Regions from separate parts of the Mus musculus genome. Here region 1 is linked to region 2. Evidence: chromatin loops called from intact Hi-C (ENCODE). Cell type or tissue: left cerebral cortex. All regions are shown on one strand. Links, peaks and the distances in the headings refer to the core of each region. The heading gives the core; the rest is flanking DNA. Region 1 overlaps Asrgl1 (asparaginase like 1). Region 2 holds the start of Ahnak (AHNAK nucleoprotein (desmoyokin)).

Region 1 (15,683 bases), core at 6,309-11,308, 120 kb after region 2:
TACCGTCTTAATTCAGGTTACTATTGCTGTAATGAAACATCATGACCAAAGCAACTTGGGAGGAAAGGGTTTATTTGGCTCGTGCTTCCATATCACTGTTCATCACTGAAAGAAGTCAGGACAGGAACTCAAACAGGGCAGGAACCTGGAGGCAGGAGCTGACGCAGAGGCCATGAAGTAGTGCTACTTATTGGCTTGCTCCCCATGGCTTGCTCAGCCTGCTTTCTTATAGAACCCAGGACCATCAGCCCAGGGATGGCACCATCCACAATGGCTGGGCCCTCCCACATCAATCACTAATTAAGAAAATGCCCTACAGGCTTGTTTGTAGTCTGGTCTCATGGAGGCATTTTCTTAAACTGAGGACCCTTCCTCTCTGATGAAGCTAGCTTGTCTCAAGTTGACATAAAACCAGCCAGCATAGCCATCTCTGTTGTCCTCCCGTCTTTGAGGCAGTGTCTCACTCTATAGCTCAGGCTGGCTGGAATTCACTATGTAGCCCATGCTAGCCTTAAGGTGGAACTCGTCCTGCCCCAATACTCTGATCTTTAGATTACAGGTGCAAGCCACCACATGCAGCTGAGAAGTCATACTTTATTTCTTTGTCTTTCTTTGCCAGCAGAGCTTGGTTTCACAGAATTTTGAAGGAGAAGAATTTGTTCTGGAAGGGAGTGCTAGAACTTTGGGAAACAGAAAGCAGTTACTGCAAAATGTCACCTTAACCTCTTGTGTGATCACCTCTTCTATAGTCCAAGCTGCTGAAGAAGGCCTTTTACAGTTCACTCCTGGCAGAGGTAATTAAACCCTCTTTTTCTTCTTTTCCTTCAAAGGTCTGGCTTTGTGTGAAAAGTTCTGTAGTCTTGAGTAGGGTAACTCTGAGGCTCTTCCCCTCACTGTCTGCCCAGTGCCAGTTCGATTCTCCTCCAGTTCTCAGAGGAGAAAGCCGTTCAAAAGGAGAATCTGTGTCTGTACTGAACAGGTAGACATCTTAAAATTAAATTAGTATTATTATTTACTCTGGATGTGCCATGATGTGGAGTTCAGAGGACAACTGAGTCAGTTTTCTCCTTCTACTATGGATTCTCAGTGTCAGGGTCCTTATTTTAGAGGACTGTCAGACTCCATTAAGGAACAGGGAGTCCAAAGCTTTCTGTGATGGGGACTGTTGGGCCCAGCAGCGTGGTGCTACCTCAAGGATCTCATGGTAGTGTGGGAGATAGATGGATCATGAGTACTTTCTTTAAAATTGCTCAGCGTGTGCTGGGCCGGATGGCACAAGCTTTTAATCCAAGTACTCTGAAGGCAGAGGTAGGACGACCTCTGTGAGTTCAAGGCGAGCTGGTCTGTGTAGTGAATTCCAGGACAACCAGGGCTGTGTAGAGAGACCCTGTCTCAAAATAAATAGGTAAGTAAATAAATAGAATAAAAAAAAAGAAAGAAAAGAATTTCTCAGAGGATGAAATTGTGACTTCCGAGTTGATGTGAAAGTCTTCGCGTGCCTTTGAGCTGGGTCTCGTGGGGCTAGGACAGACTTTGCCAAGAAGGAAGAAATGGCTGAGCTGGAAGAGGTCTCTGCTGCTCTTCCTTCCTTCTTTCCTCCCTCCCTGCCTGCCTCCCTCTCTTCTCTTCCCCCACCCCCTGCATGTGAAAGTTGGAGGACAATTTTGTGGAGTCTATTCTCTCCTTCCACATTATTTAGGGGTTCCAGAGATCTATCCCAGCTTACCATGCTGGCACAGAAAGCACCATCCTTGTCTTCAGCCATCTTGCAGGGCATACCCTTCCCACCTCCACATAGCCTCAGGTATCCCAAGCCTTGAACTTGAGGATGACGTTGAATGCTGACTTTTCTGTCCCCACCTCTCAAATTGCTGGTATTATAGATGTGCATTACTAGCTCTGGGTTATTTGGTGATAGAGATTGTACCCAGGGCCTCATCCACCCACGCTAAGCCAGCACTCTACTAACAGAGCTGCATCTCCATCTCTCTACTGTTCCTTTATTCACTGTATGATTGTTAAGATGGAGACAAGTATCAAGTTTGGTATTGCTGCTGGGGTCAGATGCTAATGATAATGGAGTGATTTCCAGGAAGGAGACTCAAGTTGTTAGACAAAGTCTGTTGGGTCAACGTGTACTGTTGGGTAGAGAGCAGCATCATGGGTAAAAGGATGAGGGTTTACAGTTCGGTGGGCAGGACACACAAGAGAAACCACAGTGGCTCCTGGGGACATTAGGGTGGTTCTGGGTGTGAAGGCAAAGCCAGGCACTTGTGCTGCTCAGCTCCCCGAGTCTTTTAGAAACTTGTGCTGTGCTCTGGGCACCAGATGGAGGGAGGGTTGGCTTGGGTGGAGTTCGATTGCACTGTTCCTGCTTGGTGGCTGTGGCTGTGGTTTGTTAAATGAGAGCAGTGCCTCTCCTGGAGTTTAGGAACTTAGATCCTACACACCACCAGGAGACATAGGCTTGGGTTCAGCCTCTGCCTCCCTTGCTTGGGTTGCTCTGAACTAAAAACCCCAGGCCTTCCCTGTCATGGAGGTGGTCATGTCAGTTACAGAAACAGCCCTCCAGAGGGGTCTTGCTTACCTGGGGCCCTGAAACAGGGCCCTCAGTCATGTCTTGTGCCTGCTCCCTATTTTGCCTTTACCTTCTTGCTACCCAACTACCATCCTAATGAGCCTTGCTTGCTCTGTCTTCCTCCCCAAGGCCCTGGCCTTTCTGGTAATTCTATCTTAGAGCCTTTATAGTGGTTGGGTCCCTAAAGACCCGGATGAGTAAGGGAATCCTGCCCCTGTGAGTTGGACACTCAGCTACAGCAAGGAATGTGTAGCTTCTGCTCTGAAAACAGCTTCATTCTGGTTTGACCAGAGTACCAGAGGTAAAAGTCACAAAGTGGAGATCACATTTGTAGGTTGGCCCGACTGTGGAGTCCGACAGGCCATGTTCATATTCTTGTATTCCTGATTGTTAGTTTGGAAAGCCACATAGCTGGGTGTGGTGGTGTGTACCTGTAATCCTAGCCCTTGGGAGGTAGCAGCCGAGGCAGGGGCAGGGACGGGGCAGAGAGACCATTGTGAATTGGAGGCCACCCTGGTCTACATAATAGTGAGTTCCATGTAAGCCAGGGCTACCCAGTGAGGCCCTACCTCAGAAAAGAACCAAAGAAAGACTTCTCATGTGAAAAACAGGCATAGCATCTGCCTTCCAGGGTAGTTAAGGATAGAGTTAGTGAAAATATGGCTGGCCGGCCTTGGACACTCCTTATTCTGACCCCCAGAGTGAGCAGCCTTGTGGTCTGGCCCCAGCTCTTCGTGTGTCTGTCTCTTCTGGGCCCAGGAGGCCCACTTCTTCATGAAGAAGAACTACGTGCCAGGAGCTGAGCTCATGGGTGGGGTGGCTGCAGGGGCCACCCATCAGCCAGTTTTCCTCCCTTTCCTGGGAGCTGCTCCAGGGACAAGGGGCAGGACATCTGCTTTTCATTGTGTGACTGTCTCTAATTCTTCTGACATCTGAACTTCTTTTTTGAAGGAGGATACACTTAAGTGATTGTGACCAAGCTTGTTGCTGAGGGGAAAAAATTTAAACAAATGGGGATTAGAATCAGGCAGAGCTGGGGTGCAAGTCTCCACTGTGCAGTTATCCTGTGTGTTAGATGCTAGGTCTCTATCCCTGACTTCAACTGTGCTCTGCCTGGTAGGGCTCATTTAGAACTAAAGAGTGATGGTTAATGCCCTGTCTACTCCATATTGTAGAACCAGAAGTGAAAATGTTCCCTAAACCATAGAATATGAATCCGATATTCTCCTTTGTGTGGACACCCATGCAGGGAACAGCAGAGTCCCTGCCAGCTTAAGGGAAGGGTCAAAATAGTCCATGTTAACTTCTGAGGCCACAGAGCAGTGGCTTATTTAGTTATTTGTTTGTCTATATAGACGCGATTCTTACTCTGTACTTGAGGATGGCCTGAGCCTCCCTGCCTCAGCCTTCTGAGTTCTGGACCACACTACACAGCCAGCGGCCCATGGTAAAGATGCAGGCTGATAACCTTGAAGCATGGAAGGGGATTGGAAAACAAAGGGTGGTCTGGTTGGTGTGGTTTGGGATGATAATATATAATAATGACTAACACATGCTGCGTGGTATCTAGGGATTTCCCATGCAGTAAGTAATTGGCCATTACAGCACTGGAGAGGGTACTACCAGTCTTCGGTCTTTCAGAGTGAGGATCCTGGGAGGTCTAGTGACAGACCGGCTGAGAAGCACAGATTCCAAGAAAGAAGGTGGGGTTTCCTCATTCCTCAGGCTGCTTCTCTGAGGCTTGGACACAGCTGCCTCCCATGTGACTCCCAGGAAGCCTTGAAACAGAGGTGGACTCAGAAGCTGGCTTGTGTGTGGTGCAGCCTCAGAGCCCTAACAGCACTAAAGGGTCTGAAGGTCTGGTCCCGTGTGTGCCAGGCCTCTGAGCTAGGCAGCTCTCCTGAGGCTGACTGCACAGTGTTCTGAGAATTGCCCTGGTGAGGCGCAGGATGTCTGCTGAGTGTTAGAGCGGCTGGGTTGTTTTGCACTGGCCCCTTCCCTGGCATGGACGTCCCTGTGGAGGCTGGGGCTGGGGCTGGGGCTGGCCATGTGGGGAGGTGGTAGAGCAATAGCCATGGTGGTTATAGATAGGAACCAGGGCTGACATCACTTTTGTCAAACACAGTGAAGCCCTTGCCAGGGGTCCACTGAAAAGTTGGTCAGGACATGGGTCTATTCCTCTGCAAGTTTGAAAGCAGAGGAACTGCCCCCACAGGCCAAGCAGCCAGTTTCTGCAGCACATTTTCAAGTTCCAACTCTGTTGGGAACCTGGAGGCAGAGATGGGGGCAGGAAGAGGTGGCTTTACCCAAGTGACAGTGCCCCACCCAAGGTCCCGACCCTTTCTGGGTAGAACAACAAATATGTTGAGAGCAGACAGCAAATATGTTGGAATTTGTACTACCACAGGGACAGGGTGGGAAAGGGCTTGGGAAAGTAGCACACGTTTTAGTCATGAGGCATCTGTGGTGTGATATCTGCATGATCTATGTTAGAGATAAAGATGAAATGGCCAGGACTGGGGAGGCTCAGGACAGACAGGCTGGATCAGGATGAAGTCAGCCCAAAGGTATGTGGGGCCCACACCTCACTCAGTGGGTGCAGAGGAGGGGCCTGGACAAGCCCGGAGGAAGGAAAACTTGGCCCTCTTCTTTCTTGCTTTTAAGATTAAATACTTGGTTTCTGACTGGAAGGCCGGGGGTTCAGAAGTTCCAGTCCCTGGGGATCTGCATGGGGCAGGGAGTGCTAGGCTGTACTGGAAGGTCAGCAGAACCACAGATCCTTAGCCCAAGGTAAATACTCTTGGGTTTGCAGTGAGAGGTGTACAGCTGCACTGGTTTGTAAACACTTCTGAAAATGCCCTTTGACTTTGATACACTGGGGTGGCCTGGCTATTGTGTTGGGAAGAGGGGGGCCCTGGGAAAGGTTGGAGGTAAGAGGAGTTAGGAAGAACAACAAACAGACCCTTTGTAGGAGGGGAAGTGACCTGGGCAGGAAGGGGGTGGGCAAGCCCTTTCCTGTGAGCAGCACAGGGTGAACCTAGTCTCACCTGCTCTTCTCACCCTAGCCAAACTCTGGGTGGGGCCTGTGCTTTGGCACAGCCCATAGTTCCCTGTCCAGTCTTCTGCCTAGGGCCCATGTCATGGCCCAGTGTTGCTCAGGTTTAGGTCACGGTCCAGAAATGCTCAGGAGCTGGCATGTCTATTGGCAATAGTCTACTTGGCACACAGCCAGCAAGTATCCCTGGGCTGTGGTCTTCAGTCACGAATCTCTCCCAACCATCTGAGGAACCTGACCAGTGGAGAAAGTATCACACCACGGGCACAGGATTCTATACACGTCTGTCACCCTAGAAAAGAAAGGTGGTGAAAATAGATAGCCCCATTGTAAGGAAAGATGGGCATAGTTGAATGAGGACAGAATATTATATGACAGTTTACTGACATGGAAAGGTAGAGAATATTGACTAAGAGAGTTTCATGGGGCTGGAAAGATGGCTCAGTGGTTAAGAGCACAGGCTTCTCTTGCAGAAAATCTGGGTTCAGTTTCCAGGGCCCCTCCAAAATGGTGTAACTAAAATTCTTTTCTGACTCATGTGGGCAGCAGGCACATGTGATGTGAATACATACACACTTGCAAACCATTCAAACACATACAAGTTTTAAAAAGTTACACACACACACACACACACACACACACACACTTTAGCATGTCTGGTCTCATTTTGGGAGAACTGTAGGATAAGTGTGTAGGTCGATGCTGAGGACCCTTCCCTATTACTTTCCATCTTGATTTTTGAGGCAGGGTCTCTCATTGAACACAGAGATTGACATTTTGGCTAGACTGGTTGCCAGAGGCCCTTGGGACCTTTTTTGTTTCTGCTTCCCAGGTTTGGCATTACATGTCTGTAACACAACCCATGGATTTTTTTTACACAGGTGCCGGAGAGATAAGAACTCAGGACTTCTTGCTTGAACATCAAGCTTTTCCCCTCTGAGCCATTTTTCAAGCAGCTACTTTGTTGCAGGTCATTTTTCTCTTAAAAATACTTAATGAAAGACTGCTGACCTTTGAGAATCCAGGACCTGTCCCCTTCTGGCATGTAGGTATACATGCAGACAGAGCACTCCTTATATTAAAAGAAAAATAATTAAAAATCCTTCCAGAGGTCCTGAGTTCAATTCTCAGCAACCAGATAGTGGTGGCCTATGACCATCTATAAAGGGAGCCGATGCCCTCTTCTGGCATGTAGATATGCAGGCAGACAGATCACCCTGCATAAAAAAAAAGCATTGGGGACCTGCCCTAGGTACTAAGTGGTGACTATTGAGCCTTCTAGGATGAGAAGACTCAAACTATTGTTTTTATTTGACAGGGTCTCATATAGCCCAGGCTGGCCTCAAACTCCTTATATGGCTGAGGTCACCCCTGAAACTCCAGAGCCTCCTGCTTTACCAAGTGCTGGGAATATAGCTGTGTGTCATTGTACCTGCCTCCAACCTCTTTTCTTCTTGGCACCAAATTATAACCTCAGAACCCAAGTTCCTGAGTTCTGTATAGAATCTACAAAGTGCCGGTAAGAGCATAGTAGATGTTAAATCTGAGATGATGTTAAGTTCTCATCCACACTTGTTTTATTTATCAATCTAATCATGTTACTTTCTAGACTCTGTACAGAAGTCAGGAGCTTTGGTTCTGAAAACCCAATTTCATTTTAATATTGGGTTGATGAAAAGCAGAATTTGAAGGATAAAGTTATTAGGATATGTTGGTTTTCCCAACCTCTGACCCAGAATGCTTTTGGGCTGCCCCTAGATCTGGATGACATCTGGCTGGGGGCCACAGGACTTGTGAATGGGGAAGTTGACATAAACACATTTAACATGCCCCGAGGGACTCTCTTTAGCTCCACACTCCCACCCCTGCCAAAGGTCTGGATGCCTGAGTTTTCTTTTCACATTTCTGACTCCTTGGGACACAGAACTCACTATGGCTCAACTCTCCCTGGATGTCTGAATGTGGCATTTAAGCTGTGGAAGGAGTCACACAAATGACACCCATAAACCACACCCACCTGTCCCAGTCCTGTTGATGGCCCAAACATCCTCCCTGCTCCATTCCTGACCTGGGTTGCCTCTGATTTCTGCTGGCCCTCACTCCTCTCAGGGAGCAGGACACCTGTGGTTTGTGGGGGTAGCTCCCTGTTGCCCCAGAATAGCTACAGAATCTAAACACTGTGAGGATTTTGTGCAATGTTGACAGACGGGAGGTCTGGGAGGGGTAACCCCATCCAGCCTCCCTCACCCTCCATCTCTGATGACAGGGATGCATACCCCACTTTCCCCGCTGTGACAAGGAGCAAGTCAGAGAGTTTATTTATTTATTTATTTATTTATTTTTTGTTTTGTTTTGTTTTGTTTTTTGTTTTCCCGAGACAGGGTTTCTCTGTGCAGTCCTGGCTGTCCTGGAACTCACTCTGTAGACCAGGCTGGCCTTGAACCCAGAAATTCACCTGCCTCTGCCTCCCAAGTGCAGAGAGCTTATTTGAAAACACAAATTAAACCATTTTCTGAGCAGCAGCTACAAGGTAGAGGCCCTCTCTTACCTGGGAGAGGGCTGGCTTCCATGTCTCTTGTTGTACAGTTGCCTAGGTTCTCGTCTTTTGGTTCTAATTATCCTACCATTTTGGCTTGTAGTGACCAAATGGCAATTTACCTGTCTTTGTAGCTGAAAGATATGACTAAAGGCAGGGGCCAGGACAGTTTGACCCTTGAACCCTGATGACCAGTAGCAGGCCTGGGTATTGTACAGCTCTGCTTTAAAATAAATTGTAGTGTTGGGTGGAAAGGAGGGTTGTGATGAGGAACCCTGTCAGTTTCAGATGCTGTATAGGCCAGACTCCTCTTGGGTGCCTATAAGCTGCCTATATATTGTAGTTTGCTGCCCTCTTGTGGTGTAGAGGTGCTCATACAACTGGTGGTCATTTTTTCTTGGACAGTTATTTGCTAGTTAGTAACACATGAGATAATAACGAGAACTATTTGTGGTCTCAATGGTGGTCTTCCATTTCTAGTGAAATACTTATGGATTTCACTAGAAAACACACACTGGGATTTTACAAAGGGGTGGACCATCAGGTACCCCAGGACCACGCTGCTCAGTCCAAGAAGTCAGAGCAGAGTACCTACAGGTCTGCTAACCAGGGCTACCTCTCTTGTGCATGGTAAAATGGACAACTTCAAGATAAGACCTTCCACTTGCTTCTCTGCTCCCATCCCCTTTCCCTCCGAATATCTAGGGACTGTTATTTTCTCCAAAGGGTCTCTTCTCTCTTCAGCCCTACCATGGCTGCTGCTTCGTCTACTCTTACCTTCTCTGGTTCACAGGGCAGATCTCAAGCCTCTTCCTCAGTAACTCAGAATATGACTACATTTGGGGACAGGATCACCAAAGGAGGAATGAACTTAAAATAAGGATGCCGTGGGGCTGGGGAAATCCAAATTCATGTGAGTACAAGAGGAGGGCTCTTTGTGTTCTAAAAACCTCTCACCAGGCAGGATGGTGCATGTCTATAGGCCTACAATCTCAGCACTTAGGAGGCTGAGGCTGAAGGATTGAGAAGTTAAAGGTCAGATTGTGCTATACAGAAAGATTCCATTACAAACAAAACAAAACAAAAAACAAAAACCCTAACAAAGCAACAATATTCTCCAAAGCCCCCACCAACCAACCAACCAACCAACCAACCAACCAACCAACCAACCAACAAACCAGTCAAAGAACCAGAAACAAGCAAAACCCCCATTTGTTGATGTTGGATTTCCAGTGTCTAGAACTGAGAGAACATATTTCTGAAAATTAAGTCACCCAGCCTGAAGCATCTTACTGGGGCAGCGCTAGCAAGCAAGCAAGCAAGCAAGCAAGCAAGCAAGCAAGCAAACAAACAAACAAACACACCTCTTAACAATATGCTTTCCGAGAATCAGCAGCTGCGGCATACGAGGCTTTCAAGTTTCTAAATGCATAATTGTTCTCACACTGGGGACTGGTTATCATTTTTGAATTTGTCCAGAGGATCCTTATGATACCCTAAGTTTTTCTTCACTTTCATTTAATCTTCAGAGTTCTAGAGGGTTTTCATAGATGAGAAATTCTCCAAAGCTAATGTTCCCAGGATCCTCTGGGAAGTGAGGAGAGGCAGCTTCAAGCTCAGTTCTCAGACTCCTCAGCACTCTCTTTAATGCAGGGCAGATACAGGCTCACAAGAGGGTCTGGGGTCAGGACACACTATGAACTTGAGCAACGTGTTGGGAGACAGCCATGAGTCTGGCTGAGACTTGGAAATGCCTTAACACACTCAGAGAAAGTTCAATGCTCTAAAACACTCCCTACTAAACTCCACGAGGCAGGATATACTGCCACACTTACATTTCTGCAAAAGGTCCTCTCAACTATTATATCTGCCTGCGCTAAAGGACCAAGAAGGGAGCTTGTATCTGTTCTGGTCTTGGTCAAAGTGACACCTAACCACACTCTTTTCTTTCAAAAAATAAATTTTATTAGTGGCACGTTAAAGGTAATCAGTTTCTTCCCAGAGAGAAGGGGATCCCTGCTAGACTAAGAAGCTGAGCAGACACATCACGGCAGACATGCCATTTCCTGAGTGCTGACAGGTGCACAGAGTGCTCTCCACCGAGGAGACTGCTTTCTGCGTCATGCTCACCACCCTGAACATTTGATTCACTGCGCTTGGGACTGTCCTAAAGCGCTGGCAGCTACTCCTTAGTGACTCACGGTGTCATCTCTCCAGCCATCTGCCACCCCCGCTGTTGGAGAGGCTGGAAATGTCATGTGCCCTATCAAGCCCCAATGAGGACAACTGGGGCTGGTTCAGGTGGGGCTGGCTTTTGGGAGCCAAGAAAAATCCCAGACATTAAGAAACTCCAATAGTCTACAGCTCGGGCAGCAAGGGAGACTCTTCAAGTGCCCAGATATGTGTTGGAGAAGTTTGAGCTTTTTGGATAAAGATCCACTCCCCCCTCACAGACAAAGAGAACCTTCTTGAACATCTTGTCCAGTGTTCCTGTGACTAAGAATGAACTCTGTAACATTTTGAGCTTCACCTGGACCTGGGTCTTTCTTACACTTTTTTTTTTCAGTCCTTCTTCCCACACTCCCCTAGCCTAGCCTCTGCAAAGTGCCATTCTCCCAATCCAAATGGCACTTCTATAGCTCAGAGGCAGTTCCGTGGGTCAAAATCTAACACCTCCTTTCTAGCCTTACATGATGGAGATGTAGGCTCCTCAAGGCTTCCATTTTCCCTGGTCTTAATACAGGCAGGCATCTCTCATCGCTTCAGAACCCGACCCTCAACCAAGCATTCATTGATTTACTGATCAAGGCAACAAAAGGAGGGACAGACTGCGTAAGTTTTCCATGTCTACATCTAATTGATTAAGTTAGGTCTTCACACCAGGTAGCTCAGCTTCACGTCCAGGCTAGCAAGGTAGGTCCCTTGTCCTGGTCTCACAGAGGTCAATGCCGGCCTGCAGCTTGCCATTCTTCACCGCTGCCCAGGGCATGGAGGCAGAGGTCCACTTTGCCACCCAGTCTCCTGTTTTGTTGACCAAGATGAGGCCACCTAGACCTTTGAGTTTTGACTTCATGTAATCCAATGCCAACTGAGCAGCCTCCTCTACGGTCTTTCCTGAGAAGAAAAGGAGAGATTGAAAAACAGCCCTGATAATTTTCAGAGGCTCCCATGTTTGGATACCTGGACCCAGCTATGCCACTGCTTTGGGACACTGTGAGATATGAATGGGCTTCACTGGAGAAACAGGGCTTCTGGGGAAGTGGGTAGGGACCAGCCCTGCCCCCTGTACTGTCTGTTTCCTGGTCCACTGAGATATGAGCAAGTAACTCCTGTGCATTCCCCTGCCATGAAGCTGCCCGCCACTGTGCCTTCTCCATCATGAAGGACCATACTCCCTCACACTGTGGACCAAACTAACCTCCTTAAGGGGCTTCTTGACAGGTATCTGTTCACACTGACCAGCAAAGCAATACAATTTGCATGCTTCAGCTCCTTACTGGGACAGAGGCATCTTCCCTCTTACATCCATGGTCAAGGATTGACCATGGTCTCTATGGCTTTGTCTTCTATGATGTGAAAGAGAACAGCAGACAGGAATTGGGTATGTGCTCATGTGTATGCTCACACACATGCATAAAGCCAGGACACCACATGCCCCACCCCATCCTGTTCTGCTTTCAGCCCTCGAGACAGGGTTTCTCACTGAACCTGGAACTTGCTGCTCCTCCCACCCCTTCCCCACATACTGTCACCCAGCAAATCCAGGTGATCCTCCTGTCTCTACCTCCACAGTGCTGAGGTAGCTATAGGCACCCGCACAGCTATACTTTTTAATATGTCCTTGGGGTTTGAACTCATGATTGTTCAGCAAGTACTCTTACATACAGAGACATTTCCTGAGCTCAGAGAACAGTATTCCAGAACAGCATTTTAAAGGTTGAGTCCAGAACCTACCAGGTGTTAGGAATGTGAACAACCTTGGGGCAGTGTCTGTGACAAGTGCGTTTCCATACCCTACCCTGGCAGCGGTCAAATACCATCTATCTACTTGTCTTCACTAGCTATGCACTTGTTTCATAGCCTACATACCTTGCTCTACATGGAAGAGGGCAAGTCTGGCCAGATTCACCTTCAGGATACTTTCCCCATGTCCTGTGGTTGAAACGGCTCCAAGGTTATTATCTGCGTAACCTCCAGCTCCTGCTCAAAAAAGGTGATTGGTTATAACTGAGCAACAACAGTCAAAAAGTGAAACACAAGGCTTATGTTTCACAATATTATATCTTAGAGGTCTGGACAGATCAGAGCCATATTCATGATCTGGTGATGCACAAGTGTACAAAAGCATACCTGTAAACAAACCTCTATGAACACCATGGTGACTTAAAAGCAATTCTATCTGTTGAAGTTCTGGTCTATCCATATAACATATATATCCATATAACAGGATCTGGTGCCAAAGTGACTTTGATATTTCTCCTGTAGTCTTAGACTAAGCAATCCTACAGTCATCTCTCCATCATTCCTGATCTGTTCACACAGAGCCACCAGTCTGAGTCCCACAGCCTGGCAGGCTTCACCTTTACCCTGTTCTAATTGGTGTAGAAGCATCATATTGACATTTGCCTTATTTAACAATGCTGGGTATTGGGGGAAGGTCTTAGAAGGGCAGCTCTCAGCTGAGTGTTATTGTTTCGCAGGCTGTTTGAAAGCAGGTAACTCCATTGTTCTGATTTTGGGAGAATTGAGGCTAGGTAAGGATTACAAAGTCTTAAATAGAAGGTGGCTTTACCCTTCAAGCTGTTGCTCTGTGGTGAACTAGCATCAATAAGGCCCTACTATTTGGAAGCAGCCAGGACTTCATTTTCTTTGCAGTTCCGTTAGAGTAATGAAAGGCCTGGGTGACCCATGCTTCCTGGGGTGGGCACCCCCATTTTTCAGGGTGGTAACTGCACTGCAGAGGAGATGTTACTGTGTACCTAGTGTCACCTATGGAACGCACTAGGACAGGTGACCTTTCCTGGGGAATGCTTATCAGAAAGGTCAAGATAAGCACATTTGGTACCCACAATCAATGTAGGGGCTTCTGGGAATTCAGGCCATAGATTTTTTTTCTCTTCTCAATACTGTACCATGAGAACTCACAAAGCCTGAACCTAATTCCTAGGCTCTGACCCCACCTGGCTCTGGGGCCTGGTCAGATCCCAGCTGGGTGTAGGCTGTACTACTGAGCAGCCATATTTTGGCAGGGATTTTGCTAAGGAGAAAAAAGGTGAGTGTTTCATAAGAGTCAGACCTCTGCCTCCGAGTGCCACACCACCTCAACAGGCAGGTCTCTGATTTTTAAAGAGGCTCCAAGAATTTTCTTCAAGACCATTACTGTACAGGGTACAAAGAGTTGCCAAGAGTGTAAATTATCACTAAGAGTAGCACAACATATATAAAAAGTCAAGTTTTCTGCTAAAAGTATAAGCTTTTCCTTTGGGCAGATGGACAAGTTAGCTTTTCTTGAAATGTCATTCAGCTGAAGGGGTCTGTGGGAAGTCCTACAAGAAAGTGCAAATCTACAGAGCAAAAGATGCACTCCTACTGCATGCTGCTTCTTGCTTTGTGCTTGATGTTGATATGAGGGCCATATCAGTCTGTAGGAGTGTGTTACTCATATGTAGTACCTGTAAATATTCTCAGCTCCACCTCCCTCTGTGTGTCTCTCTGTGTGTGTGTGTGTGTGTGTGTGTGTGTGTGTGTGTGTGTGTGCAGGGTGCATGTGGAGAGGAAAGATATATTTCCAGCATCTTTAGTTTTTGGAGAGATGGTCTTTCACTGAGCCTGGAGTTGGCTTGTTTAGCTACACTAGCTGGCTAGCAAGCTATGATGGTCCACTCATTTCTGCCTCTCCCAGGGTTGGGTTACAGATGCCCAGTGCTGCACGAGGCGTTTACATGGGTGCTGGGGATCCGAACTCAGGGCCATATATGTGCACAGCAAATATTTCCCCCAAGTCATCACTCTAGCCCAAGTTTTCAGTTGTTTGTTTTTACATTGTTAATGTGAGCCATGTCTGGGGAGAGGCACTATGTATTTATATTTAGGCTCTGCAAGTGAGTCTGAGGACCCTGAAGCTGAGGCTACAGAGAAGACAGGTATGGCTGCAGCAGCCTGGGACAACTTTAGCATCCTCTCTTTCACTTCCTCTCCCAAGATGTCCCCAAAATGTAATCCATGGGAAACTGATGTGCCTATTAGAAGTCAATACCTCAGAGCAGTGGTCCCCAACAACCCTCTTCCAACCCAAATGCCACTCCTAGAAGCTGTCACCACGAGGGCAGAGGAAGTGACACAGGAAAGGGTGTGAATCTGATGACATGAAGGGCAAGGGAGGAGCATGATCTACCTCTTAGTCCTACCTATGCAAGGCGAGTCTCCAACTCGGCCAACCATTTTATTGACAATCCCCCCAGTAGAGGTTGCGTAAGCCAAGTTTCCTCTGCAGTCCAAGGCAACAGCACCCACAGTTCCTGAGTTTCTGTCAAAAATAAGCAGAAAAGGGAAGGTAATGAAGATGAGAAACAGCCCCTAAGCAACACTGTCCCTTATGTACCATATTATATGTTAAGATTCTGGACTCAAGAAAACAATGTTTCTTACTTTACATGTCACTAGCAGGCAGATTTCTACATGGCTCTTTACATTTCTACCTTAAAGAATACATCCTTCCCAGCTGTCAGGAGGGAGAGGCAGAGGCAGAGGCAGAGGCAGAGGCAGAGGCAGGTGGATCTCTGAGTCTGAGGTTGGCTTGGTATACAGAATGAGTTCCAAGCTAGTTAAGGCTACACAGTGAGACCCTATCACAAAAATTTACTCATTTTAAATGTTTCTTTTACGTTTGTTGTAGCTACCAGAAAAAATTAAACAGCTTAAGTGCTTCTTATTGAGATGGACACATGGGCAAATTTAACCCTTTCAGAGATGGCCCTAATTCACTGGCTACTTTTATAAGGTGGAGGCAAAGAAGTGGACTGTTGCCACTTCAAGGGAACATGATGTAAGTGCTTCATGGTCTAAGTATTCTAAAAGTTACTTTTTATGTAACCCCCGCCCCCCCTTACCTAAGTCCTGCTGTTTGTATCTTTCCACATTACCCAAAAGTATTCATTTCTGATGGTGTCAGGTGCACAGCCAGTCTTTGGGCTGAGAGAGGCAAAAAAGCCTTTTCTTTCTGGAGACTGCACAGTGTTAGTGAGAGGAACAGAGGCCAGGGTTATCAGTCATGCTGAGCCAATTCTGAGTGCCAAAGGTGACCCATGCATTCTATAATTAACTTTCCTGACCTCTCTAAGTTGCAGGATCCAGGGAAAGCCACTTATTTACACCTAAGAGCAGTACTGGCTGGTGCCGCTGTATGATTAGAGGCGTCTTTTGTTTAGTGCTGGGCATCGGGCCCAGGGCTTTATGCACGCACTAAGCATGCACTCTACCACTGAACCCCCAGCTCATACACAACTTTAGAAAGC
Region 2 (15,683 bases), core at 6,270-11,269:
AAGAGGGAAGAGTTCAGAGTTTGAGAGTTGCTTAGGAAATGTTGGTTGGCTGGGAAAGAGGATAGGATAGAAGAGCTTAGAGTTAATGGAGAAGGGCCTGCTTAACAGGGTCTCCTAGTGCTGGGTGGGGCTTGGCGGGTGGAAGTGGGCACTGGGAGAACCCTGTGTGGAACTCAGAAGGGTTGCCAGTCATTTTTCAGTGTTTAAGGGTGTTGTCCAAAAGGACCTTCAATAGGGGAAGGAGCATGTTTCTAAATTGCAGACAGCACACTTTGACTTCCTTTCTAGGATCACACTTAAAAAGCTGTTGGGTTTTTTTTTTTTTTTCTTTAATGTACTGGTTTCAGAAAAAGGGACTGTGGCAAGAAGGGAGGGGAAGGGGAATCCCCTGGCAGGCGGCCCATCCACAGAGCTCCCCTTTGTGGTTACTATGGAAACAGGCATAATAGGAACAAAACATAACCGTGTTGCTTGGCAACCTAGGAGCCTAAGGTTCATCACACACATACTCATGACTCCTTCATTTCAGGGAATCCCCCCCAGGGTAGGAGCGTCATTCCTGGAAGCTGGGTTATCCCAGTGATGAGTCCTGGAGCTCATGTAGCTTGCTTTGTGAATCGGGATGACTGGTGTGGGGCACCTCCGAAGGGTGATGCAGTGCCCCTCCTACAGCTGACCTGAACCCAGGCCATTCTAAAGTGTGTGCGTTTGAGAGAGACGCTTGCTCCTGCATCTGGTAGTGGGTGTGGGGTAGCAGAAAACAGACAGCTTTGCATTTTCTGAACAGGAACATTTTCTGGCAAGGAACTGAGAAGACAAGGTAAAGGGTTCTGAGCCATTCCTTCTGGGCTAAGTACCTGAAGGGCAGGGATTCCATCCTGCTGAGTTCCCTGTTACCTACTGACAAGTCCTTGGGCCCAGTGTTGGATGGATAATAATGTTTGTGCAGCTGCAACAAAGATCTGTAAGTAGAGGAATTGTTCCCTAGGGGCTGACAGTCTAGAGAAGGCTCTCGAGAGAGGCAAGACATTTGTATAAGGAGCAAGGGTTTTTGGATCCAGTTATATTAAGAAAGCATTCAGTAAATTAACATGCCACTGAGGGCTGGGGAATCTATCTTAGTGGTGGAGTGTTTGCCTAGCATGGATGAGACCCTGGCTTTGAACCCTAGCATTACAATAAATAACTCTTGGTTTTGAGCGATTGCTGAATGCCTGCCAGTGCCTCCCACCCACCCACCTAGAGCACATGCAGAGGGAAATCCCTTTAAGGAGTGTAGATGTGAGTGAGAATCTTTCCTTTGCCAGCTGTGTGACTTAAGGTAAATCAGCAACCCCTCTGAGGCTGTTTCCTTATCGAGGACCTCCTTCTCAGGGTATGTGAGAACTAAGTGAGCTAACCTGTGAAAATCTGCTGCAGAATCACATACAGTGGGCATCATGGTAGGGGTGAGATAAGGAGGGGTGGCGTGGGATGGGGATGGACTAGAATTTCCACTTAGAACACTGAAAAAATTGTTATGTGTGATTCTCTGAAGCAAAGGTCTCACTTTGTAGCACAGGCTGGCTTAGAACTATATAATCTAGGCTGGCCTGGAACTTGGTGATCCTCCTGCCTCACTCCATTGAGCACTTAGATTCGCAGTCATGGAACCAGCATCACACCTGTCTGAAAACTTGAAAACAACCCCTTCCTCTGGGCTGATTAGGAAACTTCATGTCTGGTTCCAATTGCACGATCATGATCTTCAAGGATTTTAAGGATGGACGTTATCCTTTCTCTGTTCTCTTAGCCTAGACTTGGACAGGAGCCAGTTCCCAGACCATGCCCTGACCAGGCAATCTTGACATCCTTAACCCTGAATGAAGCGTCTGGACAGAAATCCCTGTTCTGTAGCTCCAAAAGCCAGCCATGTCCTCCTGCCTTCTTCCCTGTTGACCAAGAGGGTGGCCAGAACAAACACTGGGGCAGATACAATTGGCTCAGAGCCCAGGAAGCTGTCCCTCTTGGAGATGCAGAGTGCGGCAAAGTTGAGGTGCCTGGTGCCCGCATCTCTTCATTTCCTTCTTACTCTCCTGTGCCAGCCTCCTTCCTCTAACACTCCTGCCTGGAATGCACCTTGCAGATACCCTGTGTCTTTGGGCTTGCATCACATCATAGTCACCTTCCTGAAAGCCTAGGAATAAATCAATTTCCACTTGAACATGCATCAGGAAACTTGTTCTTTCAAAAAATAAAATGAAGACCCCATCCCCCACCCCATGCACAAAGTTCCCACACCCCACACACAAAGTTTCTCTGTGTTAGCATCAGCTGTCCCGGACTCACTCTGTAGACCAGGCTGTCCTCAAACTTAGAGAGCCTCTTGCCTCTGCCACCTACTCTGTTGGTAATTGATTAACTGGTGACTTTTGGGGGGAGAGTGGGTAGAGAAAAAGGGAGAAATTTACATTTTTTTGAGACAAGGCATTATGTAGTCCAGGCTTACTTTAAACTCTTATGTAGCCAAGGTCACAGATGACCCTGACTCCTAGGTGTCTCGGTCAGACAGCCTCAGAGTGATAACCACACTAGGCAGAAGTTTGCTTTTTATGGTTCTGCCTCTCTATAGTGCTTAAATTTCAAGGACCGGGATGAAGCTCAATTGTACAGTGTTCATTTTTCACATAAGAGAAATTCCTATTACTCATACAAAACACCTACCAAATGCCCTGACCCATTACGGAGGCATTGATTTAATGTCAACAGGGATTACCTAGCTAGTAGGATTGCAGAGTACTTCATTTTATTCTTGGTCTATATTTAAGAGGTGAAATAAACGCTATTTATGTGTAGACAGGGTCTTACTATGTAGCCCAGGCTGGCCTCAAATTCAAAGTTTGCCAATCATTGCCTCTTGAGTGCTGAGATTAAAGGTATGTATCACCATTTCTGGCTCAATAAGTGTATGAGTACCCATCTAAAATGAATAAAATAAAATGTCCTCTTTTTTTTTTTTTTTTTTTCGAGATGGTTTCTCTGTATAGTCCTGGCTGTCCTGGAACTCACTCTGTAGACCAGGCTGGCCTTGAACTCAGAAATCTGCCTGCCTCTGCCTCCCCAGTTCTGAGATTAAAGGCGTGCGCCACCATGCCCCGTGAAATAAAATGTCTTGATATGGTGAAGACTTGTAATCTCAGCATTTGAGAGGCTAAGGCAGAATTGTTGTCATTTGAGGACAACCAAACCTATATCGTGAATTCCAGAACAGCCTGGGTTACACTGTAAGACCCTGGTTCAGTAAATCAGGACTGTGGGCTAGGGGATGACTTGTTCAGGTAGTTGCCACCAAACCTCATGACCTCTTTGATCCCAGTGGAAAGAGAGAAGAGACCCTCACAAGTCCCATGGCCTCCACATGATCATGCACACTAAGTAAAAGGAAAAAAAAAACATGACTGGCTCTTGAGTTTTATTTTTTGAAATGTGTTTTGGCCTGATCCTCACTTGGTATCTCTGGGTGGCCTGGAACTTACTGAGTTCACCGTAGGGAGTGTGCTGGGAAGGGAGTAGATTTGGAGGGGGGGGGCTGTTAAGCCAATTGACAGTGTGTTTGTGATGTCTAGTGGGTTTGAGGAGGGGCAGAGAAAGAGAGAGAGAGAGAGAGAGAGAGAGAGAGAGGAATGTTAGTAGCCAAGTCTCTGCTTTGCCTGTCTTTACATGTCCATGCCTGTCTGAATTTCTACCTACATTTCTCTCCACCCTGGTGTGTCCATTACATCTGTGTCTGTTCTCTGTCACTCCCTTCTGTTGTCTCCCTCCCCCCATCGCCTGTACCCTGTGTGGTAACTGGACCTGGACACAGCCCCCAGGGCTGGCAGCAGACTTGGCTGATATTTTTAGCCTGCAAACATGTTTGCCATTTCAGAGGACAGGGCAGGGCTGGTCTCAGCCCCAGCCCACTCATGATCTTGGAGCGAAGGTGCTCCTGCCTCAGGCCAAGGTCTCAGTTCTCCAGCTTGAGGCCTCTTGGGGCATTTGGGAAGGAAGGGAAACTGGAGTGGGCAGCTGGGTAGCCACCTGCCAGAGAGGGTAGAACTCAATAGGGAAGGAGAAAAAGGGAGGTGCGGAGGGGGGATGCAGCCAGAACATCTCTGCAACCCCATCATTAAGCATTTAATAAAATCCACATAGAGTTAGAAGTGGCTGTGGGAAATGGCTGTAAATTGGGGAGCGGAGCAACTTGCAAATGGAAATATGGGGGAGGAGCTGTGAGAGGCGCAGAAGGCCTGGGAATGCAAAGAAAGTGCTGGATCTTGGGTTCCTCAAGCTTACTGGGGCATAGTGGTTCATGCCTTTAGTCCCAGGGTGGCAGAGGCAGGGGAATCTGTAAGGCTGTCAGTTCTAGCCAGTTCTGTGATGGCCGGGCTACACAGTCTGTGCTCCCTCCCCCAAATAAAATACCCAAAAGGCATGGGGGACAGAGTTTACAGGAGAGAGTGAGTTGTTCCATGGTGCGTCCAACAGCTGCAGGCCTGACTGGTGTCGCTGCAATGAAGAACAGCACCGTGGTGTGGTGCATAGGTGACTCCATTCCTAGGGGTCGGATCTAAGTCTTAGAGTCAGTGTGTTTTGTAGAAGAGGAGAGAGCCTGAAGGCGAGGAACGGGGCGAGGCTGCAAGAAGCCTGGGAACTGGGAGAGGAGGCTGGGGCCTGGGATTAATGTATCTGAGCTTGAGAGAAAGCTCAAAGGTCTGTGTGGAGGCTGGAGGTCGAGGTTGAATCATCTGAGCTTCTTGGCTCTTCTGCAGACTAGGTTGACTCTGGATTCCGACTGTGAATCTGTGCCCCTGCGTGCTTCCAGGAATTTCTTGCCGGTGAACACACACACACTGTTTAAAATGGGGTGGGAAGATCCAGAGCCGGGACAGGAGCAATAGATGGGATAGGGGAGGGGAAAAGGCGACGCCTCCTCGTCCCTGAGCCCCCTCAACCTTCTCCCTTCACCGGCCCATTCCAGGGTGGCTTCAGTGTTAGTCGTGCTCTCGGGTCCTTGCCCTATTCGGGCCCCGCCCGGCCCCGCCCTCTCCCCACAGCTCCGGGCAGACCCGCCCGAGTTACAAGAGCCGCCTCCGCGCACGGGGGCCCGGCCACTTGGAGCAGCTCTGCCGCGGGGACTGCACTGTCCGCCCTGCCAGACCCGCCCCGACTGGGGCTCGCCGTCGCCAGCAGTCAGCACTGCGACCTCGGGCCCTTCGCCGGCTATGGCTGCGTCCTGGGGCTGAGCCCGCAGGTAGGGAAGCGGAGCGCTGGGCGGTAAGGTGTGGGGCCAGGGTTCGGGCGACCAGGGGAGAGAGGGACTCGGACAAGGTGCATTTGCGGTAGTGTCACTACGAGGGTTCCGACTGTTGGGAGCAAACCTGGCCGCTTGCGGCCGCCGGGGCAGGCGACGCGTCACGCTTCGGGAGTAAAGCTCTTTCTCCGGAGTTGGGGCCAAGTTTAACTAAGTTAGAAAATCGCTTCGAAGTGTGCTTTGCTGCGCTTTTAGTTTTTTCCCGCGGATGTATTGTCGTTCCAACTGCAGTGCAGGGCGTTCCTGATCTGGTGGTCCCTGACCGATTCCATCTCTTTGGGGCGGCGGCTCAGAGCGCTACTTGGTTCCTATACCATGTTTACTGGAGAAGTTTCCAAGAGCCCCATCGCCCCTCCCGCGCCCCTGCACCGCGTGCCCCCTCTGCTGTCTTTCGCGGCTCCCCACACCTCCATCTCGAACTTCGCGTCCGGATTCCCCTCGGCCCCACCCTGCTCTGTACCACCAGCCTCTCCCTTTCTGGCTCCTAGCGGCGACTTTAACAGCTCCCCTTCAACTGCCCCGCCCTAGTCTTGCCCCTCTGTGTTTCCAGATCCAGAAAACTCCCTTCTTTCTCCAGGGCGTCGGAGCCTGGAAGTTTGCAGCGTGCCTCCCTGTGGGATGGGTGGGAGTGGGAGGGGGGGTGGGGGACATAATTAGGGAGATTCCTGCGCTGGGTGGGCGGGGAGGGGGCTGTGCAATCGACACAGTCCCCAGAACCTCCCTTGCTCCTTCTAGGGGCGGTGCTTTCTCCCCACCCCACCCCACTCCCAAACTCGTCCGGGCGGGATGGCCCCCGCCCCAGCGCCTGGCTGGATTCCAGCAGCCTGAGGAATGTAGTGGTTGGAGCCGGTGACTAATTCAAACCAGAATTCGGGGGTGGGGGTGGGGGTGAGGGGCAAAGCGGAGGGGGAAAGAGGCCGTGTGTAGGCGGTGGGGGCCGGAGCGCAGGGCGTAGGTGAAGGACTTCCCTGCTCTCCTTTGGAACCCTTCACTTTTGCAGTGCGCGCCAGCGGAGAGGGCGGGGGGCAAGATCCTACTGTGGGGTTGGAAAGGCAACATGCTTAGGGTGTGTGCAGAGAGCTGTGTTATGTAAGGCTTTCCCATGCAGGGAGGGGATGTGCAGTGTGCGGGAGCCTGGGCCTCCTCTGGCTGGAGCCCCTTTCAGTGCCGAGGCAGATTTGGGGGACGCAGAACCTTGGTGGCGTTGGGTTGACATCAGGGCTAGCTGTACATGGCGATGAGCACTGAAGACTCTTGGGGTGACCCGGGGATATCCTACAAGTCAAATGGAGTGGAGCCTTGACAACGTAGTGTCCCTGGTATGTGTGTGTGTGTGTGTGTGTGTGTGTGTGTGTGTGTGTGTGTGCTTGCCTGCTCACTCTATTGTCACTTCTGCACAATGTGACCACAGAAGATTGTGCGCATGATGTCTGGGTTGGCACCCTGGTTTGGCAGGGTGTGGCCCTAGGCTGTCTCTGAGGACACACGTGTCCAGGGGTACTTGTCTCAATGTCCCTGTTCTGTGGAGGGGATTTGCAGAAAAGCTTCTGGAGGTAGTTGGGGGGATGGGGGTGGGGGATCCTTGGAAAGTGACCTGGAATTCCCAGGAGAAAAAGGACTCCCAACAAATGGTTTTGAAACAGTTTGCCCTTAAACTTTAGCAATGGCAGGAACCATCTTACTGTACCTAACGTATACTAGATGGGATGAATTCACAAGATCCAATGATTCATGTCCTCATATCAATGATACTGTCCTCATAGGTGACTGGGAGAGGGGAGGGCACACAGGAAGATGCTATGGGCAATGTGGGCAATGTTTAGGGCCTCTCCCCACACTGAGAATGGCTTAGGTGAGTAGAACTGTTTTGGTCCTGCCCTATTAGGGAAGTCTCTGGGGGTAGGGTGGGTCTCTTTTCCTTTTCCCAAGCTGAATGAACTAGTAGCTTCCTTTTCTTGAAAAACTATGGGGGTGTGGGGGAGGGCAGGCCTGTATCTGGTCTGTAGAGTGTGCAGATTGTGCAGTAGAAGGGAACCCCTCATTTAAGGGCCACTTCCTCGGCCTGAGCTGAGTTATGGGGCAAGGGGAGTGTGGGAAAGGAACTGGGAACAAGGGAGCTGATCTAGTAAAGGACTGGAGGGGGGCGTAGGGATGACATCTGGAAGATGTCTGAACTCCTTTCTAAAGCTCTTGTCCCTAAGAGATTATGCAAAGGGACATTGTGAAGAGAACCAGGACATTCAGAGAGACAGGCACGTGAGTCATCCAAGACTTAGTGCTAATGGTTTGGAAGTCAGCAGTGATACCCTGAGGGTCTTGGCCTAGCACTCCACAGCTCCAAGTCCAGAAAAGGACAAGAGAGAGAAAGAGTAGACCGGGGAGCTCACTTCAGGCCTAGAGAGGCTCTGCTTAGAGGTTCAGAGCCCTACAGGCCTTACGCTCCACTTGGAACTGTCTGTCGGGTTCTGGCAGAGCACACCACTCTGAGCCTGAGGAGCTGGTTTGAGGGGTTGGGGTAAAGCTGTGGGAGTGGAGGATGTGTTGGGCACTGGGGTGTGGTCACTACCTTTTTCAGAACTTGGGAACTGCCTGGAGACAGACAAGAGAAGCAAACTGGGAGAGCTAGTCCGACTTCTGAAGGGATCTTTGCCTGGACACCCCCAAGTTTCTCTCCTTGGGGCTGGGCTGACCACGTGCTTATATTCACTTGGGTTAGAGGAAGGGAGGTGGCTGCCAATTTAGAATGTGCAATACACCTGGGCCCCTTCAGGCTTCAGCCAGGGCTCCCAGGAACTTGCAATTCCTTGAGTTGACCATTGGATCATCTGGCCGGCTTCCAAAGCCTTCTTGATCATAGTATCGTCCATGTCTGAGTGTGTCCAAAAAGTGTCCGAACGGGGGTTGTTGTGGCAATGTTTCTGCGGAAATGTCTGTGTACTTTGACGAAGCTCCCCCTTTCTCTTTCCTAGCCCCAGTTTCCGTTGGTGCTAAAGCTCAAATAATTGGTCTTGGGCCCGTCACTGTTTGCATTACAGGAGTCATTGTTCACTTTCAGTGAAGTTGGTGTTATTGCCTGTGAGAGGATGTCCTGTTCATGGGGTCCTCACACTGTGGTAAACCTGGATATGTCACCTCTGTTATCCTCCCGGGACTTGGAGGGCAGAGGCAGTGACTGATTGACTACTCTGGGGTACAAGTTCCATGTCAGTGTATGGAGACTGCACTTATGGACTCAAGTGAGCTCCTTTGTCCTGCACAGGTCCAGGCCATGACCTAGAGGCCCTCAAGGAGGATAGGGCAGTCTTGGGAGTATAGTCCCCACACATGGAGGTTGAGCTGGGCAAAGCATTGCATACGGCCTGTCAGGGAGCGGCATCCTGCCTGGTCCCTGGGGCCTGGAGCGGAGGTTCTGGGGGAAGGGGAAGTGCCTGGAGCTGATCCTGGCTACGTGTCCTGGCTAGGCTGGGAGTGGGAGGGAGCATTGCAGCCATCATTTGAAGACCTGGCTCTGAGTCTTTTTGCTACATGGCTTGACCACTGGGGGGCGAACATGCAGCACTTACTAGGGAGCTGGGTGGGGCACAGGGTATAGTCTAAACTGTAATCTACCCCACAAGGCAACAACAAACTTCTCCCTCAGGTTCCCCAACCATAGGACACTGCCCTTAGAGTTGGTGTTTTAATCTCAGAAGTTCTGTCTAAGGCCAATTTTTCCTTGGTGTTGTGCCCTGATGGGGAAGTTTCCACTGGGTAATACAATGCTGTCTTCAGTCTCTGTCACTAGGAGAGGTGGAGGGCCCCTTAGCTAGGGGAGGGAGAGGGACTCTCCCTTCCTGCTGGAAGTGAGAATTTAGAGCTTTAGGGCTTGCCACTTGTTCTAAAGAGTTGTGGGGAAACGTGTGTGGCCCGAGTCGAGAGAAGGAGTTGGAAACCAAGAAGCAGTTATGGTCCTGATTATGGCTGTCCTAGAAGTCAATGAGCAAAACCCAGCATGCTGGGGAGGGGGATGCTAAAGGAGGCTGGTGAAACGTCCTTCTGGTAGTTGTGGTGGCATGGCTGACGCTCGAAGGACAGACACAGTGGAAGGTGCACACCCTGGGATCTGAGTACCAGGTGGACAGGTGGCAGATACCCGCTGTGAGCCATAAAGCTTACCAAGAGGACTGCCTACGCTGGGAAAGGTGGGAGATGGAATTGACAAGGGTCTCTGTGAGCTTCTGCACGTGTGTAGTGTGTGTGTGTGTGTGTGTGTGTTTCCCCCTTATGTCTTTCTCTGAATATCCCTCCAATATCCAGGTCATCTGGGTCTTGTTGGTTTAATTAATTCTCTTTGATCTTTCCCTCCCATAAGTGGAAAGTTCCCTGTCCCATCCTCTACTTAAGTAGCCTCATTTGCCTAAAAGTTTAGATATTCTTGTCTTAGCCTCCTGAGGATTCTAGGTGACATGAGACATGAGGTTTACTCCTATAACGTTTTTTTGATTGTTTCTGACAGGATCTCATGTAGTCAAGGCTATCCTTGAACTCACTATATAGCCTAGGAGGGCCTGGAACTTGCAGTGATCCTCCTGGCTCAGCCTCTTAAGTACTAGGATTTTAAGTGTGCACCATTATGTCTGTCTCTGCTAAATGTTTGTTGTTTTTCTTGTTTTGTTATAAATGCTTTGTGTGTGTGTCTGTGTGTGTGTGCATGTGTGTACGCATGTGTGTGCATCCTCATGCTTTGGCACATGTATAAATGTTTTTAGGACAACTTGCAGGCATCAGTTCTCTTCTACCATGTGGGTTCTGTTGATCCCACTCAGGTTGAGTGCTAGAGAGAAAAGCATCTCTTGTCTTCCACGTTGGCCCAAGAGAGATCCAGAGTTAGGCTCTGGAGAGTTCAAGCGTTTGAAAATCTTAGGATTCCTGCCTCTTGGAGACACAGTCTCAAAGAGACCCAGAATAAAGGTTCCTTAAATGCTGGGCCCGGGGTACCTACAACTCTGCCTAGGTAGGGTCGTCATGAGGCTGGTGGAATGCAGGAGCAAGGCTTCTTGCCCTCTTCTGGTGGGTGCTTCCCTCTGGCTCATTCTCTCCTGCTCCAGCACAGGACTTGCTTCTGGGTGTTTGTTTGCCTTATGGGTGTTTCTCTGTGGTTTCCCATGTGTCTCATCCTATATGTATATTTGCGTCTTGATCTCTTTGCTTGGATGAAGACTGTTAGATTGGGGCTAGTCTCCATAGTCCTAAAATAATGATGTTAATTCACCCCTGTGGGAGTGCTTGTACACGAGATGAGACCCTAAGAAAGGGATAACAGTGGCACAGTCCTGGCAGGCACGGTTCTGCAGAATTCCTTCTCTCTCTCTTCTTTTTTTCTTGGTGAGAATTTTTTTTAATTATCTTTAATCTTTTTTTACAATCCAGTTGTTATCCTCCTCCAGGCCCGTCCTCGTCCTCTAACAGTTCCTCATCCCATTCCTCCTCTCCAGTCTTCAAGAGGATGTCCTCCACCCTTCCCCACTCCCCACCCTGTCAGGCCTCCCCACTCCCTGGGGCCTTAAGTCTCTTGAGGGTTAAGTGCATCTTCTCTCACTGAGGCCAGACCAGGCAGTCCTCTGCTGTATATGTGTCAGGGACCTGGTACTGGCTAGTGAACGCTGCTTGATTGTTGGCTCAGTGTCTGAGAGATCTTAGAACTCCTTCGCTTAACTACTGATGGCAGGTCAGTGTTCAGCTCTCTCTTTCCCTTTGGGGAGTGTTTATGACAGCATATCTATCGTCCTTCCGGGTGTGTCTCTCTGACTATCCAACCCCTCACCTGGTTAGGAGTGTCAGAGCTTTCCCTCTGGTGGAGATCTCTAATCCTAGCTATGAGTCATTATGTTCTTGGGATGGAAACTCCGTGTCCCTGGCCTCGTGTGTATGGCAGGTTAGTTAGAGCATGTGGGTGCAGGAGGATGGAAGGTTCAGTTACTAAGGCCCTCCCTGACGTAGGCGGAGGACTTTTTTCTTCCCTGAGTATTATGCAGATCCACTCCTTGTGTCCTTCTGGTACAGGCCTATTCAGCCATTGAGGTTCTAGGGCTTGGCTTAGCAGACAGAGAAGAGAGAGAGAGATAGAGAGAGAGAGAGGAGAGAATGAGAGATCCTGTCATCTTGACACATACAGTGGTTGTCTGTCGCTGCAGCAGCAATTGCCCTGAGCTCTCACCTGTGGGGAAGAGAGAACGGCCCAGTTCTCGGAGGACAGAGGGGAGAGAATGGTCTTCTGGAGGCCCCTGTTGCCGGGACTGTCTGTTGCCAGGACTGTCTGTTGCCAGGACTGTCGTCTGCTTTTGGAAGTCCTCTGGATCCGCTCACTACAGCCCCTGTTGTAGCAGGCACATATGTTTTTGCTGCATATATATATATATATATATTTTGTGATTTTGAATTACAGAAGGGGCATTCTGTTATGACATTTGGGCAGAATCATGCTCTATCTCTGAGTCCTTTCTGGTTTTTTACTTAGAGCATTCTCACTACCTCAGTCCTGTGTTCCCCAAGCAACCCTCTGCCTTAGGGGTTCTCCACGGCAATCCTGCCTCTTCTCATCACAAAGGATAACATGTTCATCTCTATTGGGTCATAGGACTGGAGCTAGCAGACCTGAATTCTCTAGGTCTAACCCTTCCTATTCTAGCCTCTGTGTATCTTCCTTTCCCTGTATGTGAGCAGCGGCCATGCTGTCCTCTAGGATGCTACTGGAGGGGAGATTTTGCATACCCTTGCTGTCTAAATATGGCAGTGACTGTTAGGCACCTGTAATGTGACTGTAATGGTATTACATTTTTAACTTTGAGCCAGGCATAGCAGAATACCTTTGTAACCTCAGAACTGGGAAGGTTGGAGGCATGAGGATCAAGAAGTTCTCAGCTACAAAGCTGAGGTCAGCTTGGACAATATGAGTCCCTGTCTCAAAAAGCTAAAGACCAAAACAAAAGACCCCACAGGGCTAGAGAGATGGCTTGGTGGTTAAGAGTGAGTACTATTCTTTTAGAGGACCCAAGTTTGGGACCCATGTTGAGCCTCTAACAACCACCTCTAATTCCAGCGCCAAGGGAACTCAACATTCCTGGCCTCAGGGGAACTTGCAGTCACGTACACATATGCACATATATACAAACACACACAGTTAAAATGAGTTTACATGGTAATTTATGTATATACGTGTAAGCCTGTGAGTGTGCGCCACATATGTAGAGGGATACATGGAAGCTAGAGGGCGTGGGATTCCCTGGAGCTGGAGTTGTAGGTGGTTGTGAGTCAACTGACTTGGCTGCTGGGCGCTGAACTCAGGTTCTGGGGAAGAGCAGCAAGCATTCTTTACCACTGAGTTATTTCTCATCTTCTTTTCCCCATGTAGTGTGTGTGTGTAACCATGGTAATTTAATTACTTGCCTAAAATGATTTTAGTTTTGGCTTTTGGAGACAGGCGCTCATGTAGCCCAGGCTGGCACTGAACTTGTGCTGTAGTTCAGGCCACCCTTAAACTCTTGATCTCCTGGCTTTCCCTCTTGAGTGATGAGATTATAGGTGTGTACTACCATGCTAGGCTAATCCATTTAAATTTAAACAGCTACATGTGGCTACCATGGTAGCAGCTCACATTTGACTCTTTTCAAGCCCCAAAGGCTTGTGATGAGTGACTGAATTGTGAAGAATTCTCCCAACCTTCAAAGATCTTTTTGATTTACCTGGAGGCCCGACTTAACCTTTATGGGAGGAGAGGGAGGAACATCTGGGCTGGCTACAGGCTCCATTAGTGGAGGACAGACCAAGAGCTGCTGCCCAGATGCAGAAAACAAAGTTTGTTGCCACCATGGCCTCCCATCTCTCGTATGCGTCACCATGGCTTTCAGGACCATGCATGTTGAGAAGGGAGTCCTTCTTGGCCAGTGGCACAGTAGACAGGTGCTTGGCAGACCCACTTGGGTAGGGCCAACCTGTGGCATGAGTCCGGTGGTTCCTTTTTGCTGTGGTTGAGAGCTTTTCAACCTCTTTCAACTTCGCTCATTAACCTACTGAGTGACACATACAGCAAGTCCAGGTTGGTCCTCAGTGCTTTCGGCATCTAAGGACCCTTGTTCCAGGGCTCAATCGGGAGAAGGAAAACTGTGGGAAGTGTACTTGGGTGCCTGGCCTAGGAGGTATTGCATTGACTAGGCTCTAGGCGTGACCCTATGCATGTCTGGAGCTGTTGCTGCAGACTGCAGTGACTCACTGTGGAAGGAGGCAGGGTGGGGCCACCATGTGGGTGAGAGTGAGCTGGCTCTCTTTCTCCTCTGCTGGCTCAGCACCAGGATGTTTGGCAGAGCAAGGGGCCCTGCACAAGGAGGAAGGCGGGGACTAGGAAACTTGAAGGGTGGGTGGCTTCAGTTCTTAGGTGTTTGAGCTTGAGACTTTTACTTTCCTGTTTCTGCTGGGATTCTGACTTCTAGTCTGGCTTCTCAGTGTTGGTCCAGGGTAGGGCAGACAAGCCAGTGCCAGTTTCAAGTTGCAAAGAGTCAGTGTGGCTTTACTCTTAAAGTAGCCTCTTTTGCCTGCTGGGAAGGGAGGGGGTGTTTCCCTAGCTCAAACCTGCACCAGCAGGCTTCTCTCTTGTTTTCTCTTACTCTCTAGCCAGCACCTGTGTTGTTAAGTAGGCCCATGATAAACACTGTGTTTATGAGTTTGTCAAGTTTGAGAACAGGTGTGGTGATCTAGGTTGTTGGATGTTTGTTTGTTTGTTTGTTTTGGTTTTGGTTTGTGTGTGTTTATCTTTTGTTGGTTTCTGCCTGAGACTGGACCTGCTGAGTGCCATGGGTTTCTAAAGGCTACTGTTCCATCCTGGAGGTTCGCTCCAGCACCTTGGAAGCCTCATTTATATTTCATTCCCCGAGATGCCTCTTAAGACTTCTGGAACATTGTGGAGCCCAGTTAGCCACACCCAGAGTCCCTTGTTTATCATTTGTATGGAGATGGGACTCAAGTGTTTTAAATTTCCATATCTGGCATAGGGAGTGCGTTTAATAAAGGTCTAGAGGATGCATGAGTGTTGGGAGGTAACGACCTCATGCAGTGTACAATTAAGTGCTGGGCTGGGCTGATTTCCTTTGCAGCATCTAGTATAGACTCGGACATGCAGGAGGTGATCGGGATACATGTATTTATGATTGGTTGACTAATTTCTGGATGTAAACAGTTTCAGGGTGGGGCTTTGGGCGAGGCTCACCACAATTTATAGAGTCCTTCACACAATTTCACAGGTATGCTTTTAGACGACTGCCAGTGGTATTTTGTGTGGGTGGCTGTAGCTCATTGCCATATTCACCATTCTGCTGGGTGCTTTCCCAGGGCACCTCTGCAGCCGATAGCTCATCCTATGGCAAGGAGGAACACCTTCACCTATAGTGTCTATCTTAGGGTCCACTGTGGGCATCCATATTGCCTTGACTAACTAGGGGCCCAAGCAAGGCTTTTGGCTTTGGGAACCTAGTGGGGATGGGATTGTCTTTGTCTAGGCCACTACCAGGAGCATGGCTATGGAACTTCCAGCGGGTAAGGGGTCCTTTTGGTCCTGGGGGCCTGGCTACAGATAGTAAGCTGAGTCACTGTCACTGGGGTGGATGCCACCATCCATGCTTAGAGAACAGTCTCACATGAGTGAAGAGGTATAGACTGAAGTTGGCATAGCGGAAAGACCCGTAGAAATATATGTGTCATCACCCTCTTTATGTGCACTCCAGGCAAATGGGCTTTTCAGAGTCTCAGCCTCTGCTTGTGACTGTAGGACCAGTTATTCTAGAGACTGATGAACATGAGCGTTTTGTGGAGCCTTCGTGGAGCTGCTGCTGTCTTATATTTCATCAGTCTGCATGGAACTCTTACTATTTCCATGTTCACAGACAAAGAAACATAGGTTCAGAGAGGTTAAGTGTCCTTGGCAGGAGTCCGATAGCTGGGAGGACGCAGATGTTAGAAACCTATTCCACTTTCCTTTAACCTCATTTTCTGTAGCAATGGGCTTCAGAGTCATGTAGTTACTAAGTGTAGTGGGGACCAGAGTTTTGGCCTGCCCTGGGGTTCAGTATTCATCTGTCATTTGGGTGGTAGCTCACTGAGTTTTGAGAGGATGGGGGTGAATATCATGGTGAAATTTTTCCTAGGTTGTGTGACCAAGATTCGCAAAGAAAGAGAGAGAGAGACCGATACAGAAAGAGAAGAAGGAGGGGCGGGCTCCTGGCAAGGCGTTTGCTCCTGAGCAGAGTCCTGCAAAGGTTAGTAAGTGGAATGGTGCAGAGGAATGGAGGATAGGATCGGGCATGCTGGACACTTGGTGTACCAT

The links. A loop is a pair of places that touch in the nucleus more often than their neighbours do. Peaks named below come from ENCODE experiments on the same cell type or tissue, not always from the same donor. Only the 100,000 strongest peaks of a DNase experiment are listed, where the experiment ranks them.
Region 1: it touches region 2 in a loop (4-fold over the local background); 4 of 42 quality-filtered maps call a loop at or near these places.

What each region holds. Positions count from the first base shown.
Region 1 is chr19:9,101,926-9,117,608 of GRCm38, forward strand. Asrgl1 (asparaginase like 1) reads right to left here. Exons shown (of 7, transcript NM_025610.3): 5 at 14,577-14,695; 6 at 12,259-12,369; 7 at 9,794-11,283. The coding sequence ends at 11,075. It overlaps Gm41805 (a long non-coding RNA gene), which reads left to right. Exons shown (of 3, transcript XR_877715.2): 2 at 1-16; 3 at 623-786. Among named protein-coding and RNA genes, the nearest start is that of Gm41805, 10 kb to the left of the region's middle. In left cerebral cortex, for the core only: a CTCF peak has its summit at 8,530 (motif pointing left); DNase peaks (open chromatin) are centred at 8,520 and 10,345.
Region 2 is chr19:8,984,158-8,999,840 of GRCm38, forward strand. It overlaps Ahnak (AHNAK nucleoprotein (desmoyokin)), which reads left to right and starts at 5,127. Exons shown (of 5, transcript NM_009643.2): 1 at 5,127-5,272; 2 at 15,505-15,615. In left cerebral cortex, for the core only: a CTCF peak has its summit at 8,862 (motif pointing right); DNase peaks (open chromatin) are centred at 6,453 and 8,868; H3K4me3 peaks cover 325 bases; H3K27ac peaks cover 1,413 bases.